Regions from separate parts of the Mus musculus genome. Here regions 2 and 3 are each linked to region 1. A link is a loop called in an ENCODE intact Hi-C map of the cell type or tissue named here. Cell type or tissue: heart. All regions are shown on one strand. Links, peaks and the distances in the headings refer to the core of each region. The heading gives the core; the rest is flanking DNA.

Region 1 (6,597 bases), core at 2,375-4,874:
TACTTTTCATTTGTGACCCAAAGTCTAAAGGCTACATGCATTCTACACATTCTAGAACATGTCTGACTTCTTGTCCTGTTACCCAAATGTCCTATAATCACATGTCAGTATCGAAACCTATTATATTTAATGTGCCAAGAATAATTTCAAGCTGTTTCAGAAGCAGTAGAGGCAAGTTTCTGAGGCTCTAAGAAGAAATAGTGCCACCTACCTGTATTACTGTTGAGCATGTGGTATGTACCACAGCAGTTGTTCAAAGCCGCCTTCAAGGGCTTAGAAGTGGGACTTTTTCTGGGACTCTGTCCTCCTGTGGTAATGGACACATTGACAAATACTCTGCTGGTTCTGCACTCAACTCAGGGAAAACTATGCTTGATTTTGGCTCCATAACATCTCTTCTACTCCAGGATCAAGCTTCTCGGTTACTGTACAGTTCACTTGAGAGTCATCAGCTTGAGGGCATGGAACGTTTGCCTTTCTGGAATCTTTTGACACTCAGCTGAGACTCTAGGCAGTGTTTTGTAGTTCTGTTAAGCAATGCAGCTCTTACATAACCACTTTAATCCCGACAAACTTAGCAGCTTTTCTACATAGGAATGTCGAGAAGAAAGGAGCATGGACAGTAAACTGATCAGTTCCTATAGTTGGCAGATGGACCCATGCACAGTTTTCATGAATTCTGAGTGCTTTCCATCACAGCTGATTGAAAGGGTCGTGATTATCATATACTGTTTGCCTTGCTGCTATAAGAAGTAGCTTTGCTATTGAAGACATCTGTGTCTTCAGATAAGATGAATTTAATGCTCATATTTCACATTAAGCAGTTAAGAATCAAGAATTTATTTGAAAAGTTCTCAAATTAAACTACTAATGTAAGGAGTTATATTAAAAATATATTCATGTATAGTAGAGTTTGCAGTTAGAAGAATAAAATGATGCCCAATAAATTGAAAACCATACAAATGGGAATAATTATAAATTACATAGTGTTATTTTGCCCTTAAAGAAACTCAATGTGAACCTATCTTGAAACCATAAAATTTGTTATATAAATGTTAACAGCTAACATTTAGGAGCCTTTAGTTTTTCTCTTTCTATTAAATTGAGTTTCTGTTTTTAGTTTTCCTTTTAAAATATCATATGGATTTACAATCTAATTGTAATCTGTTGTTGTGAATTCATTTCATAGTTTGATCGTTCCAGCAAATGTAACTGACAAAGATTATAGGAGTGTTTTCTATTCGTATGGGTATGCCAACTTAGCCATTAGTAAAAATAATTAGCAGGATGCTTCTTCAGGTTATGTAACTGTTTTGGTTCTCATATGCACATGTGAAAACTGTATGACTGTCATTTAAAATAAAAACACCTTACGTAGACAGCCTTTTTTGTTGTTGTCTAAATAGAAGTCAGGCAAATGCTGTTGGGAGGGTTGCTTTACACTATTTCGTGGTGATTTATTTTCTTTTTAAAATACTGGACACATTAAACTCCTCTTAATTCAGTAAATACACCCCTGCTCTTTATATATTTATTCATTGTCCCTATGTTCTTGGTCATATATTCTTATCACTTGGGTTTCAAATAGGATTAAAAAGAAGTAAAATCCTTGTACCATTTTGTGGTTTCTTATATCAGCAATGATCTTTATTCCCTCATTTCATTGCTACAAGGAAAAGAAATAGATGTGCTTAAGAAGGAAATTGAAATAAGTAATACTGAGAATGGGAGGAGTTGGTGAAAGAAAAATACTTTGTGCCCAACTTAGGAAAAAGCTATTTGACCCATTCCTACAGCTTCCGTTTTCATCCTGCTAAAGCCAATAGATCTAACTACTCTGTTCATCCCGATTCAGATGCTAATGGTGCCACTTCTGCGAGGTTATAGCAGAGTCAAAGCGTCTCACACGAGTGGGACTCTCAGTATCAGGCCTCTTGCTGTCCTTGAATCCTTGGGGTTTGAGCTCTGAGCAGATAGATCTTCATATTTGTTCTGTAAGAAGTCTTCCTAACAAAGCAGTCACCAAAGCAGCACCGTAAGCGGAATTAACGTGGGTGAACTGATCTACCAAGTTTGTGTGTGTTTTCTCTTAAAACAAAGCCAAATAATTTTATATAAAACAGCAACCAAAATACCCTCTCAACTTTCCATCAGACAAAATGGATTCAGGTTTTGTTTTACATAAAAGCTTCCCGAATCCAGGTTGTAATAGCCCATTCTTCAGTGCATCCTGCCCATTTGGTGCTTGCTTTGCAAATGTTGAGTAGATCCAGATAATTCTTTCCTTTTAAGAAAAAATTATACTCTTACATTCTCAGCATACCCACCAATATGAAGATATAGATACTTCAGTACCTACACTCAATAGTTTTGTTCTATCAGTTGGCCATGAAACATATGAACAAAAGTTTAAAAACTATTTTTTTTTTTCTGGTATGTTGAGAAAAACCCTACAGTCTGCTACAAAGTTCTTCCTCTGGAATCAGGTGGTATTAATTAATGCAAGAAAGGGTTTTAAGTGGCTAAATCTGGAGGCCTTGTTTCTTTTGACTGTGATTTTTAAATAAGTCACAATCTCTGTTTTGCAGGATTTTTTTTTTCTTTGACAGTAAAACAGTAAAACTTATCTGATTCTATTTTTTAAGTCTTCAGCAGTGTGATTTTTGTTTTAGGTAGCTTTATTTGTAGCTCTCTCTGTTCATAGTTTCTGTTTATAAGCTAAAAGTGGATGGAGGAAGTTTGGGTTTGCAATGGTGGAAGAGTAGAAAGAGCTTCTGGTCTGAGAGAGCACAGCACTTTAACTTTGAGGTGGTGGGATCAGGGTTAAGTAAATATCACGATATATTATTGGTCATATTTAATGACTCAATAATTGCAATAAACCAAAAATTATTTTTTTGACAGACTGAAGGACTTAATTGCCTGCGGGTCGTCTGAGAAAAGACAGTTTTAAGTAAGTTTTAAGTGAGTGGAGTGCAGCCTAGCTTCCATGGCTCCTCTTTCCCACTGGCCACTAGATGGAGAGGTGGTCCGTGTCCACAGCTTATCCGTGGTACACCGCTCACTTCTGAGTTTCTACTGGCAAAGCTGAACTGGATGCCTTTGAACATTTTATGAACACAGACATGATATTTAGGCGATGCCATCAGAGAATACACTGTCTTCTATAAAATCATAATGTGATTTTCATGAAATTCAAAAAGATTTGTTTTTCCTTAGCCCCTGTAAGTCCTGGCAGACCTGGGAGGCCAGCATCACAACTCTGGTTTTAACTGCCACAATAGCCCCTCTTGCCTCTTTCAAATTTGTCCATTTAGAAAGGGCCTGGAATGAATGTCAGCACGACAGTGCCACCTTGTGTCCCTGTTGCTATGAGAGTAACTAATGCATGAGCCAGTGAAAAGGAAACAACTGGACATTCAGAAAAATATTTGCAATTTGTTCTAAGCCTTGGTTTTGCATTAATGTTACAAAAATACGTATGAAGTGTTTTAGTGTGTTCGAGAATTCTTAATTCTCAAGAAAATATTAGGATCTGTGTATTTCCCTCTCTCATACTAGTATTGAAAATTTTAAAATGCTGAGTTCAGGGAGGGATGTATTTAACTTAGAGTTAGAGATGGAGAAGACAAGAGATTTTCACCCAGTTCTTACCGCTTATAAAACTGAAACTAAGCACATCAGACACCAAGCTATTTCTTCTTTTGAATTCTGATGGGAACTTTTCTATGCATCCCTTGTAATACCACTTCTCACATTCACTTGTCATTGTTTCTGAGCATATAGGCTGTGTAAGCCCTGGGCTGGAGGATGAGACTTATGTATGACTGTCTGTCATTCTGGAACCTTCTATGGTACTCAGAATACTCACTCAAGTCACTTGAGGTTCACATGAATACTTATACTGGGCAGCTTATGACACATTTATTTATTTTGCACACACACATAATACACAACACACACACACACACACATATACACACTTACTTTATCCTTCTCTCTCCAAGATTTAAATGGTTTTCAAAGAATTTCTCTTGGAAGAACACCTTTTGACTTAGCTCCTTTTCAAACAATCCTCTCTAACTTTCTCTTTGATACTATACACACACACACACACACACACACATATATATACACATATATATATGTGTGTGTATATATATTATGTATATATGTATGTATATATATATGTATATATTTAGTTTTTCTTCTTTTTTTAATTAATTTATTTTTTTACACTCCATATTTTATTCCCCCCATCCACCCTCTAACTGTTCCACTTCCCACACCTCCTCCCCACCCACCTGTCTCCACGTGGATGTCCCCACCACCCCACCCCACCTGATCTCTAAACTTCCTGGGGCCTCCAGTCTCTTGAGGGTTAGGTGCATCATCTTTGAACGAACACAGACCGGGCAGTCCTCTACTGTATGTATGTTGGGGGCCTCATATCAGCTGGTGTATGCTGCCTGTTTGGTGGTCCAGTATCTGAGAGATCTCGGGGGTCCAGATTAATTGAGACTGCTGGTCCTCCTACAGGATCACCCTTTTCTTCACCTTCTTCCAGCCTTCTCTAATTCAACAATGGGTCAGCTGCTTCTGTCCATTGGTTGGGTGCAACTATCTACCTCTGACTCTTTCAGCTGCTTGTTGGGTCTTTTGGAGGGCAGTCATGATAGGTCCCTTTTTGTGAGTGCTCCTTATTAAAATGACATTTTCTGTTTGTGTGTGTGTTATGGTTGGCTGTGCAGTAGTCAATGCTCGGTTTCTAATTTCAGCTTCACAACAAAATTCTTGTGCTAATGTGAATGAGATACTTGGCCCTCCTACATCAGTGCATAAAAGAATTGGACTGATCCGGCTGATCTGAAGGGTGTCAACTCATGAGTTTTGGAAGGCCTGCTCTTGTGTTTACATTATTTTTGTACCTTTGACATCTCAGTTTTTGAATTACTACTATAGCTAAAAGTTAAATTACTCATTGTTGAAAATATTACCTGTTATCTCATGACTCAGAAGAGAAAGCTCTTCTTACAGGGTTACATTTAAAGTGGGCATGGGAATTATAAGAGAGAGGCACCGTAAGATTTTGCATTTTATTAAATATTTAGTTTGGTTGATTGGGCTACCACCATCTTTCTCTTTTAAGCTATAAAATAAGTAGAATATTTTTAAAGAGCAACTACTTGCCACCTACATATTATTTCATGCTATTTTAAACTTTATTCATAACTTGTTAAAGTCAGAGTTAAGGTTTAAGTTTCACATGTTTTTGTATGGAACTTATGCTTGAGTTTTAAGTCCACATATCACTGAAAACACAAATAAACTTAGGATTGGATAATTCACTTAACTTTTTAAGTTTGCCTTTATAATTTTTAAAAAGCAATAGTAGATGTTACCTTTCCTATAAACTCTTATAGAGTTATTGTGAGGATTAAACGAGTGAGTTCATGTCTGTAAAGCTTTCACGAGTAGTAAAAACAGTGTACAAATACTAAGGAGTGTCCCTGCAATTACTGCTGTAACTAAAGAAGGAACGATAATAAAGTCCAAGTCAGAGCAACACACACAGCTTAAGAACATTCAAATCTGGGGCATTACTTAGAATGCTCCTCTGTGGCAGCAGACTCTTTAGAGATGTTTTCGAAATTTTCTGTATTTTGCCTTAATAACTAGTAAATGTAAAACAAGACTACATCTACTGTCTTTAAATAACTTTTTATACTTAGTGTTCACAAGTTGCTTTTGATCATATTTATTAAGTATAGAAGCTAATTTTTAAAAAGTAAGCAATTGTTATGGGAAATGTTTTCAAACATTTAATTATTATACCATATAGTTCATTGGTTTTTAAGCATCAGGGTGCATAATAATCACCTTACAGTATTTCTTAAATTTTAGTTATCCAAGCTCCATCACCAGTAATTGGTCAATGAAACTCAGGAATCCTGCATTGTAGCTGGTCCAATCAATTGAGAAAATATTAGTTGACTTTTATGTCATCTACATATAGTCTCAGATGTATCACAATCAGCAAGTGAGTTTTCATATGCATGGATTCCAAAGTCACATGTATCTTATAAAAGCTACTCCATCAGTTTTTATTGCAAACTGTGAGAATGACTGCTTTTTATTTTTTTAAGGTCTAATGTTACAATATGTTTATCCTTGCATCCAAATTCAACTTCATCAATCATATGATTCCTTAAGTAAATACAGCTGTATTTTACATGTGAAAGGCTAGTCAGTACTGCCATATATTAAAAGTTTAGTCTTGTCTTATAACCAAAACTTACGGAAGAAGGACAATACTTTTTGTTTTTCACACAGGTTACTTAATTTATCTTTACCTACAAGTCTGCATGTACAGTGATAGTCTGTCTGTGCTTCAGATGAAAACCCCTGTGTAGAATCCATTGTGACATTAGTTGACAGCTGTGTACACCAAAGTTGAGATTCAGGGTCTGTGTTTTTTTCACTACATTATATTATTTTCCCCAAATCTAATGAACCTTTATCAAATTCTCATTATGTTAAGTGGTAGTATCTAATTTTGGGAGGCATAAATGTGTGTGAGCCACTTGATATAATAGT
Region 2 (6,597 bases), core at 2,054-4,553, 450 kb after region 1:
GTAGTTGGGAGTTGATAGCATTTGAGCTTTATCTAAATTGAAGAGCCTGGAGACTCTTATTATGAAAGGCTTCCTCTCATTTGTGAATTGGCCCCTTTGCTCCACTTTGGATGGCTGGCTTCCTCCATGCAGAGCTATACTAAATGTTCTACATGGGAAAGCTATTCTCCTTAAATGCCTTCAAATTTAAAGCATCTATCTGAATATGTTCATGTTTATGACTCAAAATATCTAACATCAAAAAGAAAGAGGGGGTACAAATAGAAAATGCCCAGCAGTAAATGAAGGAGATATTTTTCCTTCAGTAACTGAAAAAGAAAAATTATTTTATGCAGAGTTGTTGAGCATTTGATGCCAGAGGGGAGAAAAAGGGAAATGAGCTATAGAACCATAGAATCTTACTGTTGGCAGAAACAGCAGAGTTCATGCAGTCCTACCCTATCATTTTTCAATGAAGAAACTGAGACATGGGGAGTTAAGGGACTTGACTTGCCCAAGATACAGAGTTGTTTACTGACAGCCATGCCAAAAATATTTCCCAACTCCCCACACAGAACTCTGTATTTCAGCATGCTGCTACCACTCTCTGCTGAAAATTAACACCAATACAGCCCAAACACAGAGGAGTTCAGTGTCTGTGGAGACCAGGAGACGGATGATTTCAAGGTAGAAATCAGGATGGGAAAAGAACAGAGAAAGGATGACTGTCCGTTGTGACTCCTCACACAAGCTTTTCAAGCCATTTGCTGTGGGCTTACTGTCCCCTACCTCTCCACCAAATAGAATGAAGAAGAAAATAAACTTTTTGTAATATCTAAAGTTTGCATGTGTTCAAATCTGATTTGCCCAGGGAATTGTGCGTACATGCTGTGTCCGGATGTAGAGTGGTTTGTAGGTGGCACGCTTACTGTACCCTGCTATTTTCTTCAGCCTGATACAGTTTCTCTAACTCAGAAATGCTTCCCTGAAATCTCAAGTTAGTTTCAGGACAAGGATGGTTCCTATCCATGGCACACATCTAAGAATGACAAATAACTTTAAGATGTAAGAATTATCTTCTCTTAATCTTCATACAGAATTGAAATATTGTAGAACTTTAGCTCAGTTTCAAGATTTGGATGAAATAATTTCTGTTTTGTAACCATATGAGTAAGTGATAGTAAACCAGTCCAGATAACACAGTGAAAAGGACTCCATGGGCTCCCCTTGCAGGCCAGTCCAACAACCTTCTTCACAATAGAGCGACCAGAGATGAGAGCCTCGGCCACATGATGAAAAGTGCAGATGGAGGGCTTTGCATGAAAACCGATTATGTGCGAGAGGGCTCAGGAGAGGATCGGGGTGGAATTGGAAAGGAGCGGCCACTGAAACAGGAGAAGAAGATATGCTTGACCAGGTCTAGTAAAATATTCCCTGCCACAACCACTGTTCCATGAAGAGACTGAGCCAAGAGGCCTAAATAAACTAACCTGGGGGTCAGTGTTACCATTAATGTGGGAGGCATCATGGAGAGCACATCCGGACTTGTGTTACACAGTAATCACTGCTGGGTGTCAGCATTCATCAGCCAGATGGTCAGACCCACAATTAATCAATTAGGCTGGGACAATCAACTGGACTAAGTTTTCCCCTTTGGTAAAACAGCCTCATCATGTGGTCAAGGCCAATAGCACTTTTATCCTGTTGCTTTTGGAGTAGCTTCTAAAAATTCCCTCATTTTTTTTTTTCTTTTGGCCTCTGGTTACTAGACACTGTCAGGCTCCCAGTTCCTTTGATAACATGGATTCCCCAATCAAGGTTTTCACATAATAGATCATCAGCATCCCCCGTATTCACATTGTAACACTGAAAATCCCACATGAAAACAAGCTCTTCAAAGCAGCATGGTAAGCCCTACATCCAACTGATCTCCTGTAGTATTTCTTCTGGTTCTACTCAATCTGGTGGGACACCAATGGCAGAGCTTCTCTGACTGGGCACATAAGGGTGATAAGTGATGCTAGTGATAATAGTAGTTTCTGGTGTATTCGGCGTCAGACAGACATACCATGACAAAAATAGATAAACATCAACTCAGCCTTTATAACGCCAATTAGGATGATACGGTCACCCCCCTTTCAAAGAGAAGGAAACAGACTAGGAAATTCATTGAACATGTGATAGGATACTCTACTGACATGCTGTGGGACAGAAGCTACATAGCCTGTCATACATGTTTTCTTAACAGACACAACCTTGTGCCTCTGAGAGCTAAAAGCTAAGAATGTGTTCTAGATCTTGGCGGCTCCCCTTCAAACTTCAAGTTGTTCACTAGTGTTTTTCTTCTCTGGAGGCTCATTCTGCTTCCCATGCTACACAGCTCCAAACCACAGCCGGACTTTCCCCTTCCGTGTCGAGGGTTCCCAGTCTCCCGCTCAGGAGCCTTACCTACATTGGTATCTTTCTGTCTGTTTTAGGTAGTTTTCATCAGTTGATTTATAGCACAGCTTGCCTCTCCATCACTGATTTCTTTTTTTAACTTAGATTTTACCCCTCCTTTCTTTTGGCTTACCTCTGGCTGTATTATAGTGTACAGCACAGGAGTGATGCTTCGGAATCCTGGCGGTCACTGTCTAACAGAGTCCTGGATACTATACGTATTGGGTAGAACTAGACGCGATGCAGTGCTCCCTGTGTGCACCATTGAACTTGCTGTGTCTCTTTCCTCTCAGCTCTTTTCTACTGTCAGACTTGATGTAGACTTAATGATTTTGTGTCTACACAAAGGATGCAGTCATCCCAAATATCCATCCTTGATGTATCAGTTACTCTTACAACTACTTTATAGAGTATATTACTTCTCTATATAACGGCTATATTTGCTTTTTTGTTTTGCTACTTAGCAATTGGAAAACATATCAGAATGCTAAAACAATATAGTATGGAACTACCTGTTTTTACTTGAACTTACAGCACATGAATAAATAGGTGCTCATGTAGTAATAATAACCAGCATGCTTTAGCCTTCAGAGTCTGTTTTGTTCTTACGGCCGTTCTTTCTGCAGTTTTATATTCTTTACCCCAGGGCTAATGAGGCTCTTTCATTGTGACCTGCAGTATCCTGCATATTACACAGTTGAGTCCTGCCATCTAGGCTGGCTTTCTGCTTCATTTTGCTCCTGACCTGCCTCCCCCCCCCCCCAACCCCCAACACACACACACACCCCAATGCTATTCCAGGCCTGGCCTCTCATGACCAGAGACTGCTGACTCATCCTGGCCTGTGCCAAGCTGTGCAGTCGCTTAGTGATGTGGACAGGAGTCGAAGGACTAGAATGAGCTCACCGAACTCATTTCACTTGTTGCTTACGGTACAGTCCAGCATGAGCTGGAAATGTAGGAACCTCAGCCTCCCGAGCAGAAAGAGTAAGTAGATTACACACAACCCCATCGTCAAGTCCTCAACAAGCAGGGGACGGTGTTGGGTGGGGGCTTGCTTCTCATGGCTCTTGGCTATGGCTAGGGCATTCTGGGTCATCAGGAGTTTCCCTTTGTCCTCTTTTCTTCCTCTCCTCCACAGTTGCACCCTCTCCCCACCCCCACCCCCACCCCACACCCTCCCTGAACTTCCCTTCTGAAAATGTCCGGATGGTAGAGCAATGATCTGGGCAGAAATGAAATTTTGTTAATAAGCAGCCTCCGCACGAAACCCTGGAACACAGACTCTGTGAAACTGCTTAGAGTAGCCTGTATCCTGGGAACTCACGTGAACTTCCCAACAGAATTCAAGGACATGAGAAAAGCTTCCCTACCTCCCTTCTTGAGTCTCTTTTCTTTCTGTTTTAAGAGAGGTAGTTTCAGGAGACATGGCTGCATTCTGGTGTGGTGCAAAGTTTTCCGTCGGGAGACAATAATGTACATTCCTCTGGCAGGATGGGATAGTTTTTTTTTTTTTGTTTTTTTTTTTTTTTTTTTGGTGTGTGTTTCTCTTGCTGTTGTTTATTTATAAGACATTTCCTCTCAGTTAGTGGAAGTTAGATCGTAAGAGGCTCCAGTGATTTTCCTTCCACCTCCCCTCCCTAATTTCTGTGCTTCAGCACTCTGGAACACTGTGAACTCGACAGACTAATCAGAGCAGGGAGCTTAGCAGCCAGGCCTGGACACTCTCAAGAGACTGTGTGACTCTCAGCCGTCACTCCCTGGATCAGGAACCACAGTCCTGGTGAGTGGGGGGGAGCTTCCAGACTCTGATGTATCAAGGATTCTATTCTTGGTGTCTCTGAGGCAGGCAGGAAATAAAGGGTATTTTAAAAGAAAAAAAAACATTTAAAAAAGCCTGCCAAACAATCAGAGTGGTAAGGAGTTTTAGTGTGTACAGCTGAGCGCACTCTGGACAAGGGCAGAGCCTTGAGGCTCTGCTTCGAAGCAGCCTGCAGGACTAGGGTTTGTGCTGCTGCCACAGAGGGCTGTCAGCTTTGACATGCCTAGCAAACATGCTGGTGGGAGGAGGAAGGTAGGTGAGTGACTGGGGCAGGGAGGAAGAGCTCAGGGTGGTGGGAGGGGGAAGTGAAAGTGGGAATAATTATTCATTTGAAGTTTCTCTCCCTCTGCTAACTTTTGATGCATTTCTGTTCTGAGCAGTTGTGCCATGTGCACAGCTAGCTGAGCCAGATAGAAAATCTGTAGTAGATGAGCCACAAAAAGTTTGCGAGGACTCTTCCTTTAGAGATCATTTCCTTGAGGCTGCTCTGAAACGTTAGGAGCCTCTCCCCATCTGACTTCAGGAAAACCTTATGTGTCACAGCCTATTCTTTATTCTTCTGTACTCATGGTACTGAGTAGAAGAATGCAGTGAGACTCCTTATATGGCTCCAGGGAAATTCATCGTCTTGACAAAGGAAACTGATGATTGTCTCCACAATATTGAACCCAAATATAGTGTTGTCCTCAATATAAGAAGAGACCGATTGAGTACGCTCCGGAAAGTTGTCAAAGGAATGGAATGGGGTGGGGGTGGGGTTGCAGCCTGGTCTGTCATAGCCAGTAGGGACCTTACGTGTTGTTCTTGGTATGCACACCCTCCTTAGAAGTGAAATGTCAGGTGAGTGGGCTTGTCTTCTGCTGTCAAGCCCCTGCTCGTTGTTGTTCTAGACATGTTCCATCTTACTGTGCCTTCTCGCCTTTCTAAAGTCAAGTATGTGGCATGTTCTAAGATATTAAAGGAAAAAAAGAGAAAACAAAAAACAAACAAACAAACAAACAAAAAACCCATGGTGGCTATTAAATTATTTGTCTATGTGGCATCCTCTGAAGTGAATTGCTCTTTGGGGAGGGGAAAGAGTCTTTGATGTTCCCAATATGGTTCTCATAGGCTTAAATTTCCCAGAACCACAACCCAGCCTAAGGGGTCCTTACTCAATGTCCTTAAATATTTGGGAAGAAATGCCATTTTATTGTTTTAGCTGCCTTTGCTATTAACACATTGCCAGTAGATTTCTTCTAGGGCTGAAAATGTTTTAATAACAGCTGATTTTACAGATGCATCTCCTATGTATCTGTTATGTGTATTTACCTTTGCTCCAACTGGTACAGTGATTCAGTGTATAACATTGATACTTAGCTCTGGAAGTTTGTTTGCTATATTGGGCGATTTGGATTCTTAACCACAGAACTCATGCATGCTCCTATGTCCCAAGTGCCCTCAGACACTGTGTACTGCTACAGTCACACCAGGGTTTGTCAGTGACCTCTAGAGCAAATGACTTCCTAGCACAGCTCCTGTAGTTTCCAAGGTTCATCAAATCGATTAGCTTTCGGTGTGAAACAATGTTGCTTCAATAAGTTAGGGCCAGAAAGGAAAGCCTGGTATGATAGACTACATTTCTGTTAGTCCATGTTAGTAATTATTGAACTATTCATATATATAATATATTATGGGGTACTTTTATTTATTTTGTTATTTTCTACAAAGCTAAACAATAAAATTGTGTTCTGAACTTTCAAACATGACCTAAGAAATGTATGGAGCTCAGTGGCCATCCAGAGCTACATGGAAGTCTTCCTGTGTGTGTCTCTGCTAACACACCAACCACATACACTGAGAGAGAAACTCAGTCTATACAAGCTACATTGAAGACAGCTTTGTCTATTAACACTTGGAAACAATTTATTCTCAAGAACTATGGCTGTACATAAAAATTTGTAAGCAACTTTAGGCAGAGAGTATAAACACATTTACCTAATGTTATGTCCCAAAAAATTATATTTTACAAATCTAGTCTGCCAGAGAACTTTTTCTTTTAGTTGCTAAGATCTATATGGTCATAAAAATGTTGTGGTGAACTGATGTACATAAGAAGTTAGACTTTGATTAATATATATAGATAGATGCATGTGTGTGACCAGAGAGAACATGATGTCTTTTTATAAGTTGACATAGTTGCATTCAACTATGTCATTACCTAGTATTTTCCATACTTATATAGTAAGCCTTTATAGCATACTGTTACTAATTCTGTTTTTCAGTGTTCATCTGAAAGTTTAAATTTCATTAAATTTCTGTGTTTTAAAATATATTTTTATAATATATGTGTTATAAAATGTGTTTCTTGCAAACAA
Region 3 (6,597 bases), core at 1,608-4,107, 720 kb before region 1:
GGGAACTTATCCCTCAAACAACAGTTTGTATGGCAGGTCCAAAACTGTGGTGATTATATCTTAAGAACAAATAGTTAAATGTCAGACATCAACAGAGACTCCATCTTTGACTCTCATCCTAGAAATAGAGGCCAAAGCTTTCTATATATTATACATCAGTCTGTACTACTCTGTTGTAGTGGCACGAAGGAGATGGAGTGGAATCCAAATGTACATCGTTGCCCCTCCACACCTTGCCCGCATATATTACACTGACTCTCAGCACAAGGGAAACTTACCACTTGGAAGATAAGCTGTGGGAAGAACACTCAGTGAAGCAGAGCTGGTGGTTTCCACAATGACTCCTAACTCACTGCCTTAGGCGTCTGGGCACAATTATATTCACAGACAATCCACGGTGGAGCAGTAGCAGTTAGTCTGTTTCCCAACTGAGGGAACCCAAGTTCAGAAAACTCTTATTTGAGGCGACACAGCCATCTGCACAGGGTAACCACAGACCTACTGGGTCTTTTGTGTCTACCATGAGGTTTTTCTCCACTGCAGACTTCTCTATCCTTGTGAAATCTGGAAAGCAGATGCTCAATAACCCATCTGAGCACGCTTAGAGAGTGATACTAACTAGGTGGCACCCCCTAGGATTTATATATCCTAACCTTAACCTCCAGCGCCTTTGCATGTATGTCAGTGCATTTGGAGGGCGGAGGCAGAAACTCTAAAGAAGGAACTGAGGAGGAAGTTATAAGCAAGGGCTAAGAGGCTAAAAAGATGGCTCAGCACAAGTTGCTCTTCCGGAAGACTCTAGTAATAGCACCTACATAGCCCCATAGGCAGCTCGCAACCACCTGTGACTCAAGGGGATGAGAAACAACAACAGAAAACAACTGTCTTCAAGCTGACTCTTGTCCTTAGACAAGAGGAAGAAACAAAGAAACAACAAGAATGAACCAGCACCCTGCTCAACAGAAAGTCCAGGTGCAGACACAGCATAAAAGTGGCCACCAGCCCGCAAAGGACAGAGACACTAAGAGAAACCGAGACTATAGACACTTCAGTGGCTTTCAGCCTTCATTATTTTATTTTATTTTTGACTTTTGGGGTTCTTTTTCGGGGGGGTTGGTTGGTTGGTTGGTTTCAGATTCCCAAAGTATTTTCCCCCATTTAAGGTGCTTTTCTGCAACACAGTCCATTGGCTGTAATGGAAAATGGCTTGTGTCCAAGCTGAATTTCTATCTTCAGGTATCCTTGGCACTGTCCAGAAGGAGGCTCCCTTCCTGAGAGGAGCCTCTGAAAGAATCTTGATAACACTGAATCAGGAGATGCCCATTCCACCCCTACAACCAGCCCACAATGTGGTAAAATAAGCTGTATTGACCAAAACATTTTCATGAAACCATTTGTTATGGTAAATGAGTTTGGGCACCACTGCCCACACCCATCTGCAACGATTAATCTTCTGCCAAAACAGTTTTTATCATCCTGTCCAGGCTTTTGAAATGTGACCTCCCTCTCCAATTTTGGAATCAAATTCAACAGTGTTGGCAAAATAGTAGTGACTAAGGCTGGTGTCTAGAAAATTCCTTTCAACCTTTTTTACAGCTTGCATGGAGATCAGGCCAACACAGAACCAGCAAAATCTCTTTCCTTTTGTTGTGTCGAAGAAGACAAAAGGGAGGAGTCAAGGGCTACAGATGTGACTCCAAAGAAGCACTGTTTGTGACTCCCTGTGGCTTTTACAGGTTAGCTTTACTTTTTGTTGTTGTTGTTGTTGTTGACGAATAGGTGGCAGAAGCCCTGGAAAAGTATTTGTCACATGCAATTGGATTCTTTGCAGCTACACTTGTATTTCCCTAAGGGTCCGTGAGTCCATAGAGATCAGCCGTGAGGGGGAGAGATTGCGTGTGACTGTGCATGAATCAGAAGAAGAACAAAAAGATGCGGCTGATGGTGGCAGGGAAAGACTGGAGTTAATAAGCCAGCATGTGCCTGAGGATTCTATCAGGCACAGGGATGGATGACATAATTGTTTTCTGCCTCTAATGATCTCAGAGATGTGGGATACAAGAGAATATTAAAACAAGACAGAAAGATGGAAACTCATTTTCAGCAGCTGTCAACCAAAATGGGATGTAAACTAGGAGAGAGGCATATTGAAATGTTCACAGGGTTCACTTCATCAAAATGAGCTTTTACCTCTCCCGGATGTCACGCCCTCCTTTTCTTGAGCGGAAGCAGCCTCCCCCCGCCCCCCAAACTGTTGCTCCTTGTATTCTTCCCACAACCTCTGCTGTCACTCCAGTCTCTCGTCACTGTCACCTTGCCTCTCTCCCTTCTTAACATCGTTCAATTTTTTCCTAATCCTCTCTTTCCTCGCCGCAAACATGTTTTTAGTCTCTTTCCTTTCTTCGCTCTATCCCCCTCACCCACCCTCACTTCTGCCATTAATAAGTAACTGAGTGAACCTGGAAACCCTTTTTGTGATGCCAGGAGTTGAATGGAAACGAAAGGAAAAAAAAAAAAAAAAGTCCCTATGAAAAGCACTCCAGTGTCCCCGCCCCGCCTCGGGTGCGGGTGGGCTGTGGCGTCTGCGAAGCCGCGATGCTTGCACGTGCCACGAGGGGGCAGAGGTGCGCGCCAGCGAGCCCGCACCGCCATCCAGCGCGGCAGGAAGTGCTTGGAGGGCGGGCGCCAGCGGCTGCTCTCTTGGCGTCACCCATCACCGCTGCTGACAGCCGCGTAAGGTTTCCGCCTGCTCCCTGGATGTCCACGGATGGGCGCGGCGAAGAAGCAAAGGATTCCTGATGCAAGCGGGAGGGGTAAAGTCTGCCTCAGGCCAATACAGATAGATCTTTTCCCGAAACAAAGGAGCCAGTGGTGCCGTTACGATCAGAGCATCAAGAAGCATAGCTGGGGGAGCCCCTAGGAGCCCAGCAGCCTACCGAGGTCCCCTTTGCTTCCCTGCCCCAGCTCTTCCCCGCCTGCGATGCAAGGGGGTCACATTCCTGAGCTCCTCAGTCCCCTTCCCAGGTAGCTGGAGTAGCTGGAGCCTTCATCTTTGTTAGCCAGGTCACTGTGAATCCAAACAGCAGCTTGCTTGGCCTTTTGGGTGACAGGCGAGATTAGAAGTAGCCCACAGGCTCCGTGTAGGGGAAGGATTGATTAACATTCTTCCCCTGCGGGTTCAGTTTCCTGCAAATCGCAGTAGGCTCAATTCAGCAGCAGATGGCGGTAACGCTTCTGTCAACCTGAGGATTCTCTGTGGCTGGACACACAAGTCCACACACACACACACACACACACACACACACACCCCACCCCACACCATGTATCACATACCACCACGCCTTAAGCAAGCACACTTTGAGAGTCTGGAGCCCCACAGAGATTCTGATCCCTCCAATAAATTTCCAAAGCAGGATAGGATGGAGAGAAAGACCACAATGATGGCAGAGTAATAGCCATTTGTTGGCGGCTCTGAGCCAGGTGCGCACTGCTTTTACAAGACGGGTAGTAAAATAACGGTGTTCAACTTTTATATGATGAGGTAAGGTTAGTTAAGAAATTAACTGCCCGCATTTTCCTTGCCTTTAAGTTGTGAGAATACACAGGTGCCTTTTCCATTCAAAGAAGGTAACTAGGCCTGATTCTCATTCTCTCTCTCTCTCTCTCTCTCTCTCTCTCTCTCTCTCTCGGAGCAGACGGCTCTTCATTTATTTAATTATTTATTTATTAGCTTTTAAAGGATTAGAATTATTCGACCGACTGCTTTTAGACAGGATTCCTCCTGTGCTAATAGTGCTTTAAGAATGAGGATCTTGGTGTAGCAGTCTGCCGTTACAGCTTTTCCCAGAGGAAATATCTCCAGACACTGCTTCTCAAGGATGGTCAGAAGTGGGACCCACCCGAGGGACTGGTGCTCCTGTAGCGTGGAAGAAATGGCTTCCTAGCCGTTGCAGGACTGTTATGCCGTTTGCACAGCCCCTCTACGGGACTGCTTTTCACCTGATCAATCCTGTCACACGTTGGAGCTAGAGATCACTGTGTTTCTATGAAGCCACCCGACACAGGGAGGATGTATCAGAGAAAAGGAAGGTTGACAGAGGCTGGTGTGGAGGGGACTACTGAGGAATAAGGATTTAGGATGGGAAGAAAGGCTGAATAAAGGCTGTGGCCAAGAGGCAACACACATATTCCGCACACCTGGGTGGGAGATGTTATTAAATTTCAGGAAATGGAGCGCCGAGTTACTTGAGACCAGAGGTATGGGAGCTATGGTGATGGTCCCATGAAGGAGTGTGACAACGAAGCAGTAAGACTCACCCACTTGATCAAGGAGAAAAATAGGAGCCATCTACTGAAGTTACCCCTTTGGGAATGCCCTCTGGTCCCAGAGATTCATGTATGATTTTATAGAAGAAGAAAAAGATCCTGAAACATGACTACGTTTGTGAGAAACAAACTTTCATTTTATTTTCCTTACACAAGTTAGGAAATCTCATTTTGTTTCAGTATCCAAATATCTGTAATACCATCATGGACAGGGGATTTCTTGTTTTAAAAATCTTATAAACTTTATTATAAAAAGTTTTGCAAATCAATAAAAAAAATCACACAATAAAATAAACCAGAGATCTTCCTGGGCTAAATTTGCTTTTTGTCACAGCCTGCGCAGTGGGCACAATGATCATAACATCCGTTAATGAACAGTGATCATGACCATACAAGTGGTAAGCAGCAATAAAGCCAAGATTTCGGTGCAGGTAATTTAATTTTTTTTAAAAAAAGAGGAATTATGCACTGTATAGTCTTTTTCTGTAAGACTCGACCTGAATCAAAGGGCCAAAGTAAATATTATTGGTAATAGAACCAATCAAAATCAAAATCACAGGCTCCCTGACAGTGCAGTGAGGAGCACTGTGTCCCACAGGGCAGTGTGAAGAAGCAGAAGTGAAACCAGGTGGAGAAGGACTCGGAAAAGCTCAAGATCACAAGCCAATACTGAGAACCCATTAAAGCCTGGAAGGAACTTAAGGTAGGTGCATCTATTAAGTGCAATGGGAAACTCTGCCAGATCCCTCTTTCTAAAAGCAAATAAGATGACAGTGATGATGACAATGACAATTGACAGACATTAGGTGGACATTTCAAAGAGTTGGGAGCATCATCCTTCTATACTGACACTTATTGCTTATTTTAATTGTATAAACTTCTCTCTCCTCCTCTCTCTCCTTTCTCTTCTCTTCTCTCTCCTCTCTCCTCCTCCTCCTCCTCCTCCTCCTCCTCCTCCTCCTCCTCCTCCTCCTCTTCTTCTTCTTCTTCTTCTTCTTCTTCTTCTTCTTCTTCTTCTTCTTCATCTTCTTCCTCCTCCTCCTCCTCCTTCCCCCCTCCCCTCCCCCCAGAAACACATTAAAATCTCACAAATGATGTAGCAGAGACTTAGTCTTAAGTACCTTAGAAGAAAACAAAGCCTTTCAATGGAACTTTTAAATCTTCTGGAATGGACAGTGATCAAGAAGGAGAAGAGGTCAGCGGTTAAGAGAACTGACTGCTCTTCCAAAGGTCCTGGGTTCAATTCCCAGCAACCACAAGGTGGCTCACAACCATCTGTAAAAGATCCGATGCCCTCTTCTGGTGTCTCTGAAGATATAGCAACAATGTACTCCCGTACAATGAATAAAATCTTGAAGAGGAGAAGAAGGAAAAGAAGGAGGAGGAGGACAAGAAGGAGGAGGAGGAGGGGGAGGAGGAGGAAAAAGAGGAGGAGGAGGGGGAGGAGGAGGAAAAAGAGGAGGAGGAGGAGAAGGAGAAGGAGGAGGAGGAGGAGGAGGAGGAGGAGGAGGAGGAGGAGGAGAAGGAGAAGGAGAAGGAGAAGGAGAAGGAGAAGGAGAAGGAGAAGGAGAAGGAGAAGGAGAAGGAGAAGGAGAAGGAGAAGGAGAAGGAGAAGAAGAAGAAGAAGAAGAAGAAGAAGAAGAAGAAGAAGAAGAAGAAGAAGAAGAAGAAGAAGAAGAAGAAGAAGAAGATTTTAGAGTAAGAAACCAGGAATCCTTCCATGAGGTAGACAGAAATGTAACTTCAAGTCCTTAAAACAAACAACAAACAAACAGGCAAACTAACAAAACATTCTCAATGTTCTGGATTCAATATCAAACATAAGGGACAGATACAAATATTTATTTTCATGTTGCTGAACACTTAGCTGGTCAATGTTTAATATGTTGAATATTAATGGATAGCCTTTTGAGGTTTGTTTGTTTGCTTGCTTGTTTGTTTTGAGACAGGGTTTCTCTGTGTAGCCCTGGCTGTCCTAGACCTCACTCTGTAGACCAGGATGGCCTTGAACTCAGAAATCCACCTGCCTCTGCCTCCCAAGTGCTGGGCTTAAAGGTGTGTGCCACCACTGCCTGGCTGAGGATGTAAAAACAAATAAACAAGCAAAAAAAAAAAAGAAAGAAAGAAAGAAAGAAAGAAAGAAAGAAAGAAAGAAAGAAAGAAAGAAAGAAAAAGAAAGAACGAAAGAAAGGAAGGAAGGAAGGAAGGAAGGAAGGAAGGAAGGAAGAAAGAAAGAAAGAAAGAAAGAAAGAAAGAAAGAAAGAAAGAAAG

What was found. Hi-C counts contacts between places; a loop is a spot of excess contacts. Peaks named below come from ENCODE experiments on the same cell type or tissue, not always from the same donor. Only the 100,000 strongest peaks of a DNase experiment are listed, where the experiment ranks them.
Region 2: a loop joins it to region 1, with 2.6 times the contacts of the local background. A loop is called at or near these places in 6 of 42 quality-filtered maps.
Region 3: a loop joins it to region 1, with 5 times the contacts of the local background. A loop is called at or near these places in 11 of 42 quality-filtered maps.

The regions. Positions count from the first base shown.
Region 1 is chr16:42,911,592-42,918,188 of GRCm38, forward strand. All of the region lies in intron 1 of Zbtb20 (zinc finger and BTB domain containing 20), which reads left to right. It overlaps Gm19522 (predicted gene, 19522), which reads right to left and starts at 479. Exons shown (of 4, transcript NR_040402.1): 1 at 212-479. In heart, for the core only: a CTCF peak has its summit at 3,351 (motif pointing left); no DNase peak of the experiment used is centred there.
Region 2 is chr16:43,359,772-43,366,368 of GRCm38, forward strand. All of the region lies in intron 4 of Zbtb20 (zinc finger and BTB domain containing 20), which reads left to right. Gm9968 (predicted gene 9968) reads right to left here and starts at 3,895. Exons shown (of 2, transcript NR_167988.1): 1 at 3,792-3,895. In heart, for the core only: no CTCF peak of the experiment used is centred there; DNase peaks (open chromatin) are centred at 3,260 and 4,150; H3K4me3 peaks cover 914 bases; H3K27ac peaks cover 1,685 bases.
Region 3 is chr16:42,187,669-42,194,265 of GRCm38, forward strand. No RefSeq gene overlaps it. Among named protein-coding and RNA genes, the nearest start is that of Mir6540, 110 kb to the right of the region's middle. In heart, for the core only: a CTCF peak has its summit at 2,606 (motif pointing right); a DNase peak (open chromatin) is centred at 2,693; H3K4me3 peaks cover 1,589 bases; H3K27ac peaks cover 1,874 bases.